2 separate regions of the Homo sapiens genome follow, and region 2 is linked to region 1. A link is a loop called in an ENCODE intact Hi-C map of the cell type or tissue named here. Cell type or tissue: HCT116. All regions are shown on one strand.

Region 1 (8,000 bases):
TCCATCTCAAAAAAAAAAAATTGGAAGGTATCTGTAAAATGTCAAAGTTAAGATGAAGTTATATCTGTTTGGAATAGCACTTTGCCCTAAATATCATTTCTTGAATTTTCAAGCCTAAAGATGTTTAAAAATATGAATAGTTACAAATATTCTTATACATATTTTTTATCATGATCACAACAAAATTTTGTTTATGTGGTTCTGCAATATAATTTCTGTGAAGTATTACAAGTATTTATGAAAAATAAGCATAGTGATCAGAAATTTTAAAGATTTTGTATAAAAACATTTGGGAGATTTGACTTTATACATGCATAGATTTGCATTTTACTTTCCCTTTTGAGGCAGCATTTTTAGAAAATCAGTAAGAAAAATGTACATCTTAAGGTCTACTATTTTACATTTCTACACAGAATTTTAGTGTTAATGTTCCATGTGTCTATACTGTTTATTTCAAAACTGAGAAATTCATGGGAATGATGTATTTTGTGGAATCAAGAACAAAATTATAGTGGGATAATTTTACATCTTAAATATTTCTTTCTACTACTGTAAGCTCTACTTTGGAATTATCTGAGTAGAAAATCAGAAGACATTATCTAACTTTGTAGATACACTGTATGATTGGGCTTTTTGTTCAGATTGTAATTTCATTAATAGATGAAATATTTATGCTAATATTTTCTTATTTCAAAAGCAAAATAAAATGAATTTATTGTCCTGTGTTTGGAAAGACATTTTTCCCTCGGACAAGAGGTTTGGACTGGATGGTGAGTGGGCCTGTCTGGATCATGCTAAGATGTGGTCAGCATTTTAAGATGTGTTAAATAATCAAATGATTTACAAAAACCAGAAGTCTTTATTGAGTTCTTCCAATGTGTGAGCTATTATGCCAGGCACTTCCTATGCATTGTCATTGTCGAATTTAATCCCCATAGTGACCTCTATTATTATCATTTTGTAGATGTGGAAACTGAGGCACCAGTTCCCACAGCTCAGTATCCTCTAGTGTGAAATCCTGTAAAACTGGGATGCTGCTGATGCTGAAGCCCTGTGTCCTTCCCCTGTGCCTACTTGGATTATCTTATGTGGGTTCAAGAAGCTGTTGGGAAACCGACGCTCCCTTGGACAGATAAAATCCTTTGGATTATGCTTCAGTCTTCTAATCAATATTGAAGGAAGATTCTAGATTGGAGATTTCCAAGAGTTTTCCCAAGAGGATCTATCAAAACCACTACTTTCAGGCTCAGTGGTTTAATTTGCTGTTGATTGATCCAGGCTTCTTTTGGGGAGCATTTAGGGTTGAGGGGGTGAATTGGGGAGCATATTTTGTCCCAAAAGTGAGCTAGTTCCACTGTCTGCTTTCCACATTACCAAAGTCAGGCTTTCTCAGTTAGGAGTTGAGTTCTTTTTGAATTGCCTTCACCACTGCCAGTGATAATGAAAATGGTAATGTCTATTTGACACTCCCCTTCCTGGTCCCAGTAGGTCTAATTCTGAAATTGTTTACTGAAATGAAATAGTACAAATTCAGGGTGGATATCTGAGTTTCTTTTCTCACACTTGAAAGTTTGAGTAAAAAAAAAAAAAAGTTTTTTTTTTGTTTTTTTTTTTAACTCCGTCAAGCAATAGATTTTTATATCTGTTGCCAGCGTAGCTACCAATGACAGATAACTGAGGTTTTGTCCCATAGCACGGAAAACTATTTGGTTGGGGAGTGGGAAGATATAAATAATGATAAAAGGACTGACATTTAAGACAAAACATGATGGTACTTTTCAAACATATACAAAAGTAGAATGAATAGTGTAAAGAACTTGAGGTACCTATCCCCCCACATCTACAATTATCTACCCATTATCCTCTCCCTTGAGAAGCAATTTGAAGTATATTAACATGTGGGCAGCTCATGTTTCCTTCAGCTGCCAGGGAATGCCTGAACTTGGCAAGAATAATTTGTTCCTGCTAACGGGGACATGTGTGGTTAGTATCACCTATTAATGAGCCACATCATTACTTACAAAGCTGATTGGGGCTCCTTTCTTGATATGGGCTTTGAGTGTCTCAATTGAAGATTAAAATTTTCTCCTTTTCTCCCCAGCCCCTAAGGATCTATCTACCTGAGGCCCAGGGCTGTATTAAATAAGTTAAAAGAGGCTTTTTTTTTTTTTCTCTCCTGACCCAAGAGAGTCAAACCAATGAAAAGGGATTTTGAGGTTTAGATGAGAGTGATCATTATTACTCTCATTATTGCTCTTAATTGTTTAAGGGTCAGAGGTCTTTTTGAGGGATCTGGGACCTAAGATTGGTCTAGAATTAAGTAAAAAGCAGTTTATTTTTGAGTTGAGTTGGCACTAAAAGGCTTTAGAATTAGCATTTCAAATGCAGCCCTTTTCACATTTTTCCATAAATATGTTTCTTTTGTGATGACAAGTTAGGCCTTTTCCCACTGACCAGTGTAATGATGGAAGAGTTCAAGGACCTTGTCCTACGAAAGATGAAGACCTATGTTCATTCTTGGATAGCTTATTTTTGCAACTGTGGGCAGAGCAAGGTGTGGGTATAGGTCAAGGTAGGGAAGAGTTCGGGAGTGGGAGAAAGGTTGGGGGGCAGCTTCTGTGTGGTTACCTGAGGTTCCGGCCCACGTGCAGGTGGATGAATCCAGATTTCTGACCCTAAGCTCAAACAGGGAAGAGCAAACAGCTCAAACAGCTTTCTAAAGCTCAAACAGGGAAGAGCAAAGCCTTTTTCAGAATCGCAGAACTGACAGGGCTGGTGTGAGCATTCAGTGCCCACACTGGACCTACGAAGTCTCACAGGGTGTAGTTCCTGACGTTAGGCTACATCCCCCATCTTCTACTACAATCTAGCGCCCAGTTTTTCTATCAGTTCCTTCAAGTACCAAGCCTCCCCTTTATACCCCTGACCCTGGGGCATTTTGCATATGTTGATCCCTGTGATCACTCTCTTCTCATATTTTGGGTCTCAGTTTAAATGTCACTGCCCTAGAGAGTCCATCTTTAACCACTGCCCTTATCTAAATTATACATCCCTCCCCCGCCACTACCACCCACATTCTTCATGCTCATAGCATTCTATTATTTTCCTTCAAAGAACATCTTTTAGTTATGATCATATATATTGATGTGTGTTTTTATTTTTAAATTTCATCTGCTCCACAAAACCACAGGCTTTCTGAGGATACGGATCATACTGACTCATTCACTATTTAGAGCAGTGCCTGACCCAGAGTAGGCATTCAATGAATACTTGGTCAATGAATAAATGAGTGTAAAGAACAAATAAATGAAAAAACTGCTAAGGAGAATTGTAACATTAGCGAGGGTGGGGCGGATTGAAGGGTTGGGGTGCAGGTTTGTTTGGGTGCAAATTGCTCTTGTACCCAGAACAGACAGGATACATTAGATGTTCCTAATTTGGTGTGTCAAAATAGGACACCTTGTTAGAAGTGTCACAAAAACAGTAGAAGCTCTGGAGCATTGACCATTATGGAGCAGGTTTTGGAAAGGGAATAAAAGTGGCAAAGTAAAGAGTTGATCAAAAGATATTAAATAACAAACTTTGGATTGAGGCCTGAATGTAAAAAATGATACTACTGTGTTCAACCCAGACAGGCTTAATTAAATAGCTGTTGTGCACAAATGAACGGAAACCCAAGGGAAGAGGAACTGTTCACACAAGGGAGCCCTGGAACGTTGGGAAAATGTGGATTGCACCTGCCCCAAACCTGAAAAGACAGGGTTTCAATTACAGGCACCACACAAACTGCTTTTACACAAAATATTTATGCCAGGGTTTTGCTAGGTGCAGAAGATGTTTCTGACTGAAATCTTTGTCCTGACCAGACCTATGGCTGCCCCTAACTCATAAAGCATTATTGAAAATTAGACAGTATGCTGGCAGACATTTTTAAGAGATGGTGAAAGGAGTTAATCAACCAACTATTTATCAAGCACCTCTTTGGAATCTGGAACCATGTTACATATGGTGGAGAATTAAAAATACACATAGGACCCCCTCCATGATCTCAAATTTACTACCTAATTGGTAAATTGAAACCAACTCAGGTTAGAACAACACCAAGAAGTTATTAAATGTTGACCTGAGGCTAAGGGCATGTGTAGTACTTTGAGGGTTAGGAGAGGAAGAATTCATTATGGGTTGAAGAAATTTGATTCTGGGGAATTTGAAGACAGGATTGAACAGATTGGAATCAGCCCTTACTTTTTTCAGGGCAAGAGGCTGGGAGTGAGGGAAAGAGATGTGAGGCAGCTGCTTTGTGTGGCTCCTTGAGGTTCCAGCAGGCATCTCAGGCCAGTGCAGAACCAAGCACACGTGGACATAAATGTTCCGATGACGGGTCCATAAAGGTGTCTGGGACTTTTGGGGATTGCAGTTGCCTTCTTTAAGTACAAAGCAGGGATTTTCAGGGCATGGGGTTATAATTCAATATTCATCTCTCAACTGTAAAGAGTGTCATTCTCTTCTTAAGGATCCAAAGTTTGGATCCTTAAGCACAGAAAAGAGTTTTAAAATTGACATATTATGCAGCACTGCCATCTGCTGGAATTAGCAAGAACACTTCCCAGGAGTAGGGGAATCTCCAATTGTTCAACTCCCCAAGGCCTACCTTAAAGGCACAAACATTAAAGTTTGTCATTGTTTCCTCCTCTTCCAACTCCCCCTTGCTCGTTACCCATCCCACATTTATCCTGTTCCTCTTGCAAGTATAAACACGGGGATAAAGATGCTGTGTTGCAGTTTTCAGCTTTTGGTTACCTATATCAGTTCTGTAACATAGAGTATCAAAGTTAATATGAATGATGATTTTGACTGGCTTGACTAGGGATAGCCATTGGTAAAACATAACGTAAAAAAAATTTGAAGTCCTCTGCCTTTCTCTGGAACCCAGATTGTCAGCCTTCCATTCTTGTTCCCACTGTGACCCCTACTAATGTGTTAATTTATTTGATGTGAGTTGATAAAGGAGTTAAAGTGTGAGACACAGAATCTCAAAGTTATACCAGAAGCCAAATGTTAGAAAATGTTGAAACCAAATGATACAGAAGAATGGATTCCATGTCAATTTGAAAACATAAAATATCGGATTATACTGTACAGCAAATATGACAAAGTGATTAAATTTACTTTAAATGTGTAGTGCATGTGAAATCGTGGGGATTCTATTTATTTATAACTGAAATTGCTTTCAAAGGAGAGTGGATCATGTTAAAATGAAAGTTCTTATGTAGAACTAAGAACTAAGCAACTCATAGTTGGGTTTGTGACTGAGTATGAGGATAAGAGTTAGAACTGAATTGCTCTGTTTAAGAAAAATGGAGGAACGGTTTTGAAGGGAGAAGAGACACAGGGAAACAGGCAAAGCTCAGAATCACAGAAAGAGGCAGGCATATCAATAAATGGTTGGGGATCTTTCCTTCTTTTCTTCTTTCTTTGCTCCCTCCATTCCTCTTTTTTGTTTCCTGTCTCCCCTCTCCCAATATCCCTCCCTCTCACTTCTCTCCCTTTTTCTTTCTGAAAAACAGAGATTACCTAATATTAACTTTAAAGTTGTAGATTCTTCTGTCTCCTAAGATCTTCTCAATAAAGGGTTTTTATATAGAAATGACCTGTAAGTGATTTTAGTTTTGGTGTTTTGGTTTTTATATTTGTTGTTGTTTGTTTGCTTTGGTGAGATTTGCTGGAGTTGATGTGGTATGGAAAGGAAAAGCATGTGAAGAGAGATGAAGTTACTCTTGAACAAAATTAATATTTAATAGAATTAGGGACTCGCAGCCACATTCCAAAGTCCATGGCCTGGAGGCTCAAGGCAAACTCAGGGGATGTTAAAGCGCAGGTGACCCCAGCCCTAGTTGTTACACGTGTTCCAGCGCCCTCCACCCCTCCCCATCCCCTCCCCGCCCCTTCCCTTTCCTTTTTAAATTGACAAATAAAAATCATGTATATTTATCATGTACAACATGATGTTTTAAAATATGTATACATTGTGGAATGGCCATATCAAACTATCTCCTTGCCTTCTTATTTTGCTCTCCACACTGGGTGAGGGTCTGATGCTGGTTGGTGTGTGCACAAGGGATATATCCTTCCTTCCAAGGACAAAGGACTGGGTACGTGTTCTGGCTTCTAATTGTTTACTGGTTCTTCAGTCTTCCAAAATATGTGGCTTCCTTTTTTTGAGGAATTTATTCCAAATCTTTGAATTCCAAAATCCAATTCTGGAAACAAACCCTCACTTAGATGGAGTCCGTCAGTTTCTTAGGTCATTCTCCCTGAGGTTTCAGAACAGCTTTTAATCCCAGCATCAAGAGGCAGCTAATGTACATAAATAGTTCCCTTTCCTAGTTCCTTCCAGGGAATTTCGGGGTTCTGTGTACAATAGTGTCTGGTGACCTATGATTGTAGAATGTGGGCTTGGTGTGATCCTCTAGAATCTCTCTCCTCTGGTCTGTAAAGATTTGGTCCTATCTTCCCATATCCTTCATTCCAAATTTTAAGACTATTTAGAAAGTATTATATAGTAGTTAAGTGCTAGATTCTAGAACCAGACACCCAGAGTTTGAATCCTTTTCCCACCTCTTATTAGGTATGCGACCTTGGGCTTGCTTAATGTGTCTAAATCCTAATTACTCATGTGCGAAAGGAAAGAATAAAAATGCCTATTTTAGGGGGGTTTGTAAGGATTTTACAAGATTACTACATGCCCTGCACTTAGAACAGCACCCGGCAGATATTGTGTACTATGTAAGAGTTAGCTATAACTATCATTGCATCACCGGAGTCAAGAACGCTAGTGTTCTATGTTAAGTGTTCAATCCAAGTGGCCTCAGTCTATGCTTGCCCTTCAGAGTTTGTTGTCTGTGAGGCACCTGTGTGCTCCCATTGAGGCATGGCTTTCCCAAAGCTTATTCATGTCACCTTCATTATTTCTTTAGTTACTCAGCTAGGTGCCATCATGAAAGGAGGTATTGAGAAATCCAGTTCATCACTTACAGAGGAACCCCTCAGTTCAGACAGTTTTGGGAATATATACATGGCATTTCTAGTACATTTCTAGTAATTAGATGCTGTTTTATTCCTCAAAGTGAAATACAAAATGTTGAATGAACAAATTCAACTTAGTAAATATGAAGTTTCCGAAGAAGGGGGTAGTTGTGTTTGGGGTGGGATCCAGTGTGTGTGGCTTGATCTTAGGAAAAGAGAAAGCTAAAGAAGAAGAAACCACATCCCAGTGAGGCAGGGAACTTTGGCTCAGAAGAGAAGTAGAGAGGAATGCGGAGGCTGGAGTCCTGGGAGAAAAGGGGATGTACAAGCAGAAAGAGAGGGGATGTATGAGCAGAAAGCTAAGTGATAAACTTGTTTTAAATATACACTTGCTATGTTGTTCTGAAGGGATAGAAAGAGGAAGAAAGTTAGTTTTGTGAGAAGGGGCTATCCCAATCTGTGATGGTACGTTTTATAATGTTATTTTTTGATCTGTTTAATATAGACTTTATCTATTGGTTTTCTGCTATGTTGTTAGGATTTAATTAACTGAATTTAAAGAACTCTTCTCATCCCACAACTCAATTTTTACTTAATTTGTTTTATAAGTTATACTAACATATTTAATTCTTACTCCATAAAACCTTAACTGTATCTTTTGAGTCTCTATTCTTCTGCTATGGTTTGAATGTTTTTGTCTCCTCCAAATTCATAGATTGGAAGCTTAATCTCCAATGCAACAGTATTGAGAGGTGAGGCCTAAGGAGAGATGTTCCTGAGGGCTCTGCCCACATGACTAGACTAATGGTCTTATGAAAAGGGCTTGCAGGAGTGAGTTCTTGCTCTCTTCTGCTCTTCTGCCATGTGAGGAACAGAGTTCCTCCCTTCCAGAGGGTGCAGCATTCAAGGTGACATCTTGGAAGCAGAGACCAGGCCCTCACCAGACACCAAACCTGCCAGCTCCTTGATCTTGA
Region 2 (8,000 bases), 1.2 Mb before region 1:
TAAGTTCTTTTGTTTCTTAGACTTTCTATTTTTTGTTGTTTCTTATTCTTTGATTTTCATTTTTTCTTTTATCTCTTTAGCCATTTAAATTATTTTATAAGCTTGTTCAGATTATTATTTGTCCTTCTAGGTTCTCTACTAATCTGATTTATTCTGTCTGATAACTATTTTCTAGCACATTTTGTAATTTTTGATTAAGAAATTCTTGTATGTCGTTTTTTTTCTCTTGTAGGAATTTCATATGACATTGGTTCAGAGCAGTTTTTCATTTTCCTCTGCTACATACTTCAGTGAAGTAGGCTTGGATTCTCATCACTCATGAACACTGTAAATTGGACTCTACATCTCAGATTACTTAAGCTTGAGGTTTTGATTTCTCATGGTAATTTTTTTTTTTTTACTCACCCAGAACCCAAAATAAAGAAAATGTTATTGCTGGCATCCTAAGACATGTAGACACATTTTATCGAGCTCCTCATTTTCTGTGGGCGTAGCACTTTAAGGGTCCTGTCTTTATACTGGGATTTACATCCCCACTCCTGACCTCACATAGGTTTAATTTCTCTGCATAGATATTAATGTCCAACACCCTAGCAATTAGAGATCTCCTGAGTTCTATACTCTCCTGCACACCACTCATGCCATCCTGGCCACTGAAGCATCAACTTGTGTGCTTACCACTCTTTTAGTTCCTGATGTCTGGGGATTTTACTCTTTTTTAGCTGCCTTAGTAATGTATTTTAAAAGATTCTTTTTTACTTTATTCAGAATTTGTAAGCATTTGCAGCAGGAGTAGTTTATTCATTTGTTTAGTCTATCACATTGATGAAACCAAAATTGTAGTGTCATCTTGAGGATTAAATGAGATTTTGCATGTACAAAGTTTAGCGTATTGCCTGACTTAAGTTTGATCATATTTTTGATATTAGCCATTATTATAGAACAATTTGTGTAGATTCAAAATGAACCTCAAGCTACTGCTGAGAGGAGGAAGAAGCAGTTTTAGTACCTATGTTTTTGGTTATTTCCACACAAAGTTCTATGATTAGTCATAGGCTTAGGTACTGACCAGCATACATAGTTTCCAGCACTGTTCCTGGAAGTTCTCAACTTTTAAAATTATACCCTCCAATGTTGGATGTTGCCAGTGGATTCTTGTTTTTGTCCAATTTTTGTCATAATAATTTCACTGTGTTTTTCACAAAGGTTTTATGAAGGACAGTCAAATTCTTTGCCTACAAAACGATACATGGTGTCCAGAATACCTTTTACTAACCTATCAATAAAATTAACATAATTTGCAAAGATGACAGGAGATTTTCTCCAATAAAATGAAATCCTAGACCATCTAGGGCAATGAACAAAAAAAGTATTAACAGTAGCTCCTGCTTAACTATGTCATCTAGTACAATTAGTGTCATAAGTCATTGATGCTAAGCAGATGGTAATATTTTCTTTGGCAATTAATGAAAACATAGTACAGTGCTATGAAAAAAAAATGGTATAATATGACTCCATAAAAGAATGAAGAACACTGATTAAGAGATATATTCTAGATTCTTTAGTAGAAAATTAATCCTTAGTTTTGTGAAATTTTCATAAAAATTTGAAATGAATACATACATATTATATCAAGAAAAAGTATTCTTTTTTATTATACTTTAAGTTCTAGGGTACATGTGCACAATGTGCAGGTTTGTTACATATGTATACATGTGCCATGTTGGTGTGCTGCACCCATTAACTCGTCATTTACATTAGGTATATCTCCTAATGCTTTCCCTCCCCCCTCCCCCCAAGTATTTTTTAATTAAACTATATACAGAGTTATTTATAATTAGCAAAGATGGAACTAACCTATAACCTATTAGCAAAGATGAAATTAACCTATAAACTAAACTATAATGAGAATGGTTAAGCATGCTTATAGTCTTTTTTAACCATAGAATATTTTGGTGTCATTAAAATAATGTTTATGCAAATAAGAATAACCCAGTATCACCACCTTATACTCAGAGCAAAATGATTAGCTGCAAATGGTTTTATTATTAACAAGAACGAATAAAAAATAAAGCAAGTATACTATTCAAGAATCTAGAAAAATTAAAAATTAGGCTAAGGAAAATAGAAATAGAAATAAACAATGATAAAAGCAGAAGTATAAATGAAGCCATAAATGAGCTTTTTGAAAAGTCTAGTAAATAGCTGAAATCCTGGCAATGCAAATGAGGAAGAGAAGTCATACATATGTAATATTTGAAATGAGAATGAGGATATAACCAGAAACATTAAATCAATTTAAAAACAAAATACTAATAATATGGAGAATCCAAGTGGAATATTTTGAAAATATTAACAAATAAAAAATATCTTAAAAAGAAGTAGAAAGTGTATATAATATAATGGCCATACTGAATTTTATATTTTATCATGAATTCACCATTGATTTGATTTCAGCCTGGACCATTTTACAGGTGAATTCTTTCAGACCATTCTTAAGGTATTGAATCTATTCCAGATTTTTGATTAGAAATCTTAAATTAAGGCATATTTATTACTCTCCTTTAAAAAAAAATGAAACCTGTCAGAAACAGCAAGGAAAAAAAGAAAGGGAGTAATCCACCATCTACAATGACCTAAGAAATAATGTCTACTACAGCTTCAAACTATGAAGTATTCTGGCCAAAGATATCTCTACAGAGGAGAAAGCTTGTTGATAGTCAAGTGGTATTTGCATTCTGCCAGGTATGGGTTTCTCTGAAAGTAAGCACTGTAGTCCTTAAATGAGAAGCCACTGACTGACTGCAAGCTAGAGGAATGAGGCAGTCATGAGAAATGCAGGCATGTCCCTGTAACGACTTAGTTAAAAAACACAGAAAGTCAAAAACTGCAACTGAAGAATACAGCTTATGTCATTTCTATGGTCTCTAACCAATCCTCCTAATTGAGGCGGATGCTTAGAATAAGGTAGAGTGATTCAAGGAAAAAGACAAAGCAGTTGCATATTGTAACAGAAAGCTCATGGGGCAGAAACAACTAATCATAATGTTAACCCTTGTTGAACTATTATATGTGGCAGAAACTGTTCTAGATTTAATAGTGACTCATTTAATTTTTATAACAAGCTATAAAGGGACTATGCAGATAAAAAAACAGAGATACAGATAATTTAAAGTACTATTTCAAGACCAAAGAGCTAGCAGGGAGCAGCATTGGAATTTGAATCCTGTGGGTGACTTCAGAGCATAGGTTTTGAACTACTGTCTTCTGTACTCCCTTTTCTCCCTACCCTCAACTCTACTATGCTTTTCCCTCGGACACTAAAAGATTTAGTCAGAGAATAAAGGAGAGATCAGACAAAAGAGAGGCTAGAGATTGCCAGTTCACACTCCTCTCTCCATTTTCTCCACAGAATAGTCTTGTATTCCTCTCTAATTTGTCCTGAGCGCTCTCTCTCTGGAGATTGGCTATAAACTCCAGCCTTGCCCTGATGCAGATCCATGGGATTTGATCCAGGATGTTTACAATATGCCTTTCATGGGATACAGATGCTTTTTTTTTTTTTAATTCTGGCAGATGGCTTAATGCCTAAGTGTACAACATATGACTTGGTGTCCCTCTCACAGTAAATTTGTCTATGCTGGCAGATACCCCTATGGCTCTTGTCTGACCTGTGTCCAGTTTATAACACCAAGATAGCCACTCTCCAGGAGAGCTTTGACTAGAAGGAAAGTTAGATGTGGGTGTGTCAATTAGGTAAGACAGAGGAGGCAACACAGCACAAACACATGAAATGTCAGAAGCAGTTTATTATGTACAGATCCCAAAGAGAAGAGGGGTGTCAATGAGGGTTGACAGGAAGTCTGGAGCCAACAGAGTGCCCAACCTGTAGGTGGAGTGTGGAGGAAGATCTATGAGCCAAGGACTTTATTAGGGTGCAGGGCATTACCCAAGCAGGCTTCCCACAGGAAATTCTAACTGGCATGTTTAGAGCAAGCTAGCATGAATCTCAAAGGGTCATGTTGTGACTGAGAGTGGTTACTGTGGCATGTATGTACAGTCTATGTAGGTGTGGGGTCAGTGGAGTGAGTCAGCTAGGTTGTATCTCTATGTCCCGTAGGGAGGTAGCCACCAGGAGGCAGACATTTGGATTGACCACATTGAGGAACTGGGAAGAGGCAGAGAACTGGATATGTGTCAAAGGTAACTAAGCCTTGCTTCTGGTATGAGAAAGTTAAACCTAGATTCAAAATGGATGCTGAAGCAACATAAAGTTTTAACAATTTACTCCACACAGTTCCTTATCTGGAATCTGGCAGATGAATCATTCAGAGATGAGTAAAAATCTTAAACAAAAGGAAATAAATATACATTATTAAATGAGTTGCCCAAAGAATGAAGGGTTCAGTTCAATAGAATTTCATGTTCTTAAAAAATTACAGACAATTTGATATTTCTAAAAATAAAAAATGCTTAGGAAGAGGATTGTGTGATAAGAGGAGAATCTAACAGCAAGTTGGAAAAACTCAGGAAAAACATGGCAATAAAACAAACATTTCAGAATGAAAGCAATAAGAAGTAGAAAAAGAAAGTAATACCGATTTTGGCAAAGATAGGGTGGATGGCTTGGGAAAATCAGAAAATGAATCAAACTAAAATAATAAAATATTTTAATAATAACAGAAAAGATAAAGGGAGCCCAATATATGCATAATTGGTATTTTTGAAAATGAGGACGTATGGAACAGATTCAAACATTCAATACCAAGGAGAGTGTATTTCCAGAATGTAAAGAAGTTCAATATTAGAAAAAACATTACATGTAATTTATATTTTCAATAAATGCAAAAGGGAAAAAATATATTTGCCTAATATATGCCAAAAAGGCATTTGACAAAATCTGAAACATCTGATTTTAAAAATGTGTTTAGCAAAATAGGATTAGAATAGAAATTGACACAATAAATAATCTCAAACTAACATACATCCTTAATGGCTAGAAGACTAGATTTATTCTCATTAAGAGCACAATAAAAACAAAGGTTCTGTTATCAATTATCATATAGCTTTACTTTGAAATATTAGAAAAGTTAATTGTACAAGAAAAATAAATACCTATAAACATTTGGAAACAGATGACAAAGGAGCAATAATGTGACTATTTAAAAATGATGCAAATTAATAGCAAAAGTATAAGGATGACAATAGAAAAGGCTAGAAATATACAAAAATAGTAATTCTATGAAAAATTCTATAGCCTTTATAGTAATCAAAGCATAAAAAGACAATAAGCAATGATTTGTTTTGTTTTTTTCCTATTGGACTGAAATACTAAGATTAGTAATGTTATTCAGAATTGGTAAGGGTTTGTGAAGCAGACATCCTCTGCTTTTGGGAAAATTACCAATTTGTATACCCTTCTAGTTAATCTTAGAAATAGATGAATAGCCTTTAAAATGTTATTACAGTATGACTCAGTAGTTTACCTCTAGACGTTTTTCCTAAGGAAGTAATTGGACAACATGCTCAGTATACACAAAGATATACCTTAAAACATCTTCTATTCCAGTACTCTCGTAGCAAAAATTAGAGGTACCTAGGTTGTTTATGATCTATTGTTAAATAAAAACTATTCAGAAGGTTCTGTTTAATTACTGTCTTAAAAAGTTGGGAAGAATGCATATCAAGAATGTTTATATCTAGATGGCAGGATGATTGATATTTAAAAATTTTTGTCTTCCAATTTCTTCTATGAGCATGTATTACATGTATACTGAGTTATGCTCATAAGAAACTTTTGTATATATCATGTTTGTACAGAAAGCAATGTAAACATTCTTATACAGTTTGATCCCAAGTGACAACCAAAATCCTTTAAAAAAATCTTGAATTAAACTAAAATATTGCTAGTTGCCTTTGGGAGATAAAATTATGATGATCTTTAAGCCTTTTTGTATGTATTTTCTCTGCTTTCTGTAATTTCTAAAAATATTTTGTGATTTAAAAAAAACACAGAAACCCAAAAGCAGAGGGAGAAACATGAAGAAAAGTAACTTTTATCCTATTAATTAAATTAAAATTGGTTTCTCCTGTGCCATAGTTTGTTCATCTGTGACTTCATGTGTGACTGCAGTTGGGGGCTCAGTTGGATGACGTCATTTTTCTATCTGTATTTTATATTCCCTTCAGGAGGCTTATTTTGAGGAAATACACAAAGACTATAAATTAAGAAATGGAAGTAAAAAGAGCCCTAGCTCATAGGAGCATACTTTTAACTATTTCAATTTTCAAATGTTTTCTTGTATCAGGACAAGATTACCTCTGTCTATGGGTTTCACTTTTTCACCTTGAGGCTGAAGTGATTAAATGGGGATGAAGAGATAAAATGCTTGTAATGAAATAAGGTTTGAAGTAGCTCTGTATTCCTTCTCCTTTATTTTCTTCTGAAGTTTTAATAGTATTCATCTATCTTACTGTTTTATAAAAATGATATATGCTTATTATATAAATGCAAGCAATAAAGAAAAGTAGGTGGGAAGTAAAAAACATATTAAATTGCTGCACAGAAGAATCTATCATTAACAACTAGTGAACAACACTTAAGATCTCTCTCTCCCTTGGGATATATTCAGAGAGCAAGGGAGATAACTAGATCAGTAACAAGAAGTAACTTCAGAAAAATGGCATCAATCTAAATATACTATTTTCTTAAGTACTGAATTTACTTTAACTTAAACCAAAGAAAAAAGTAAAATGAAAATAATCTTTTTTTTTTTTTTGAGACGGAGTCTCACTCTGTCGCCCAGGCTGGAGTGCAATGGCACAATCTTGGCTCACTGCAGTCTCCGCCTCCCAGTTTCAAGTGATTCTCCTGCCTCAGCCTCCCGAGTACCTGGGTTAACAGGTGCCCACCATCACACCCATCTGACTTTTGTATTTTTAGTAGAGATGGGGTTTCACCATGCTGGTCAGGCTGGTCTCGAACTCCTGACCTCTGGTGATCAGCCCGCCTCGGCCTCCCAAAGTGCTGAGATTATAGGTGTGAGCCACCATGCCTGGCCGAAAATAATTTCTGAACTTCAGATTAACATTTTATCAGCAGAAGACATCATAGATCCTTAAAAGTTAAGAACAGACAGATTATAAGAAACTTTGAAAGATTAAAGTCACATATATATATACATCCTGTTTATTTTGTTTTCTATTTTAAAATGGACACTTTAAAAATATGTTTTCCTTCAGATTACACTTTTAGAGTTTGGAGTTGAATTAAAGACATTCACTACAGTATTAACCACTGGAGGCCGACAGATTGATTTATATCGGTAATGAAAAGGATTCAAGCCAGGAAAGACGTGCGCATCAGCACAGACCACCACTACTGGATTCCAATATCCCTGCTTCTGCAATTTACAGGGACACGAGTCAGCAACTCATAGTGTTCACACCACCTGTGACAGGTGACACGGCTAACCTTACAACATCAGAGGTGGCTTAAGTGTATTTGTATATAAAATCCTAGGAAAAAGAAAATTAAGAAGTAAGAAACCTGCGCATTTCTCTAATCCTCTTACATGGTCTCAAGATGTGCTAGATAGCCAAACAGATACAGGTTCCCGAAACACCACTATAGTCATACATCACATTCCATGCACACCTAGATTCTCAAGTCATCTATATCCAGCACTACAGTTTGTAGATGAAATCTGGTAAGCTGGTGGAGGAATAATGGGAGTCTGCATTTATTGAGTCTTTGCAAAGGGGAGAACTGAAGAATTGCCTAGATAATAGTTTCTAATGTTAATATTTAAAATGATGTTGCTGCACATGGAAGTTTGAAATGTATACTGAGATTTGTTACTGACTCTTCTCATCAGGACTGGCATGTTTATTCCCTGGTGCTAGAAATACTGGCATCCAGTGGTTCATAGTTACACTCTTCATTGAAATTGCCCTCAGCCTCAGGGAACTGCCTCATCTAAAATTATACCTGCTCTAGG

Evidence for each region. Hi-C counts contacts between places; a loop is a spot of excess contacts. Peaks named below come from ENCODE experiments on the same cell type or tissue, not always from the same donor. Only the 100,000 strongest peaks of a DNase experiment are listed, where the experiment ranks them.
Region 2: it touches region 1 in a loop (7-fold over the local background); 4 of 110 quality-filtered maps call a loop at or near these places.

What each region holds. Positions count from the first base shown.
Region 1 is chr10:89,423,024-89,431,023 of GRCh38, reverse strand. SLC16A12 (solute carrier family 16 member 12) reads left to right here. Exons shown (of 8, transcript NM_213606.4): 8 at 1-725. Among named protein-coding and RNA genes, the nearest start is that of IFIT5, 12 kb to the right of the region's middle. RefSeq lists an enhancer at 7,810-8,000. In HCT116, a CTCF peak has its summit at 4,581 (motif pointing left); a DNase peak (open chromatin) is centred at 4,593.
Region 2 is chr10:90,575,926-90,583,925 of GRCh38, reverse strand. No RefSeq gene overlaps it. Among named protein-coding and RNA genes, the nearest start is that of LINC02653, 39 kb to the right of the region's middle. In HCT116, CTCF peaks have their summits at 3,900 and 4,102 (motif pointing right); a DNase peak (open chromatin) is centred at 4,125; H3K27ac peaks cover 2,206 bases.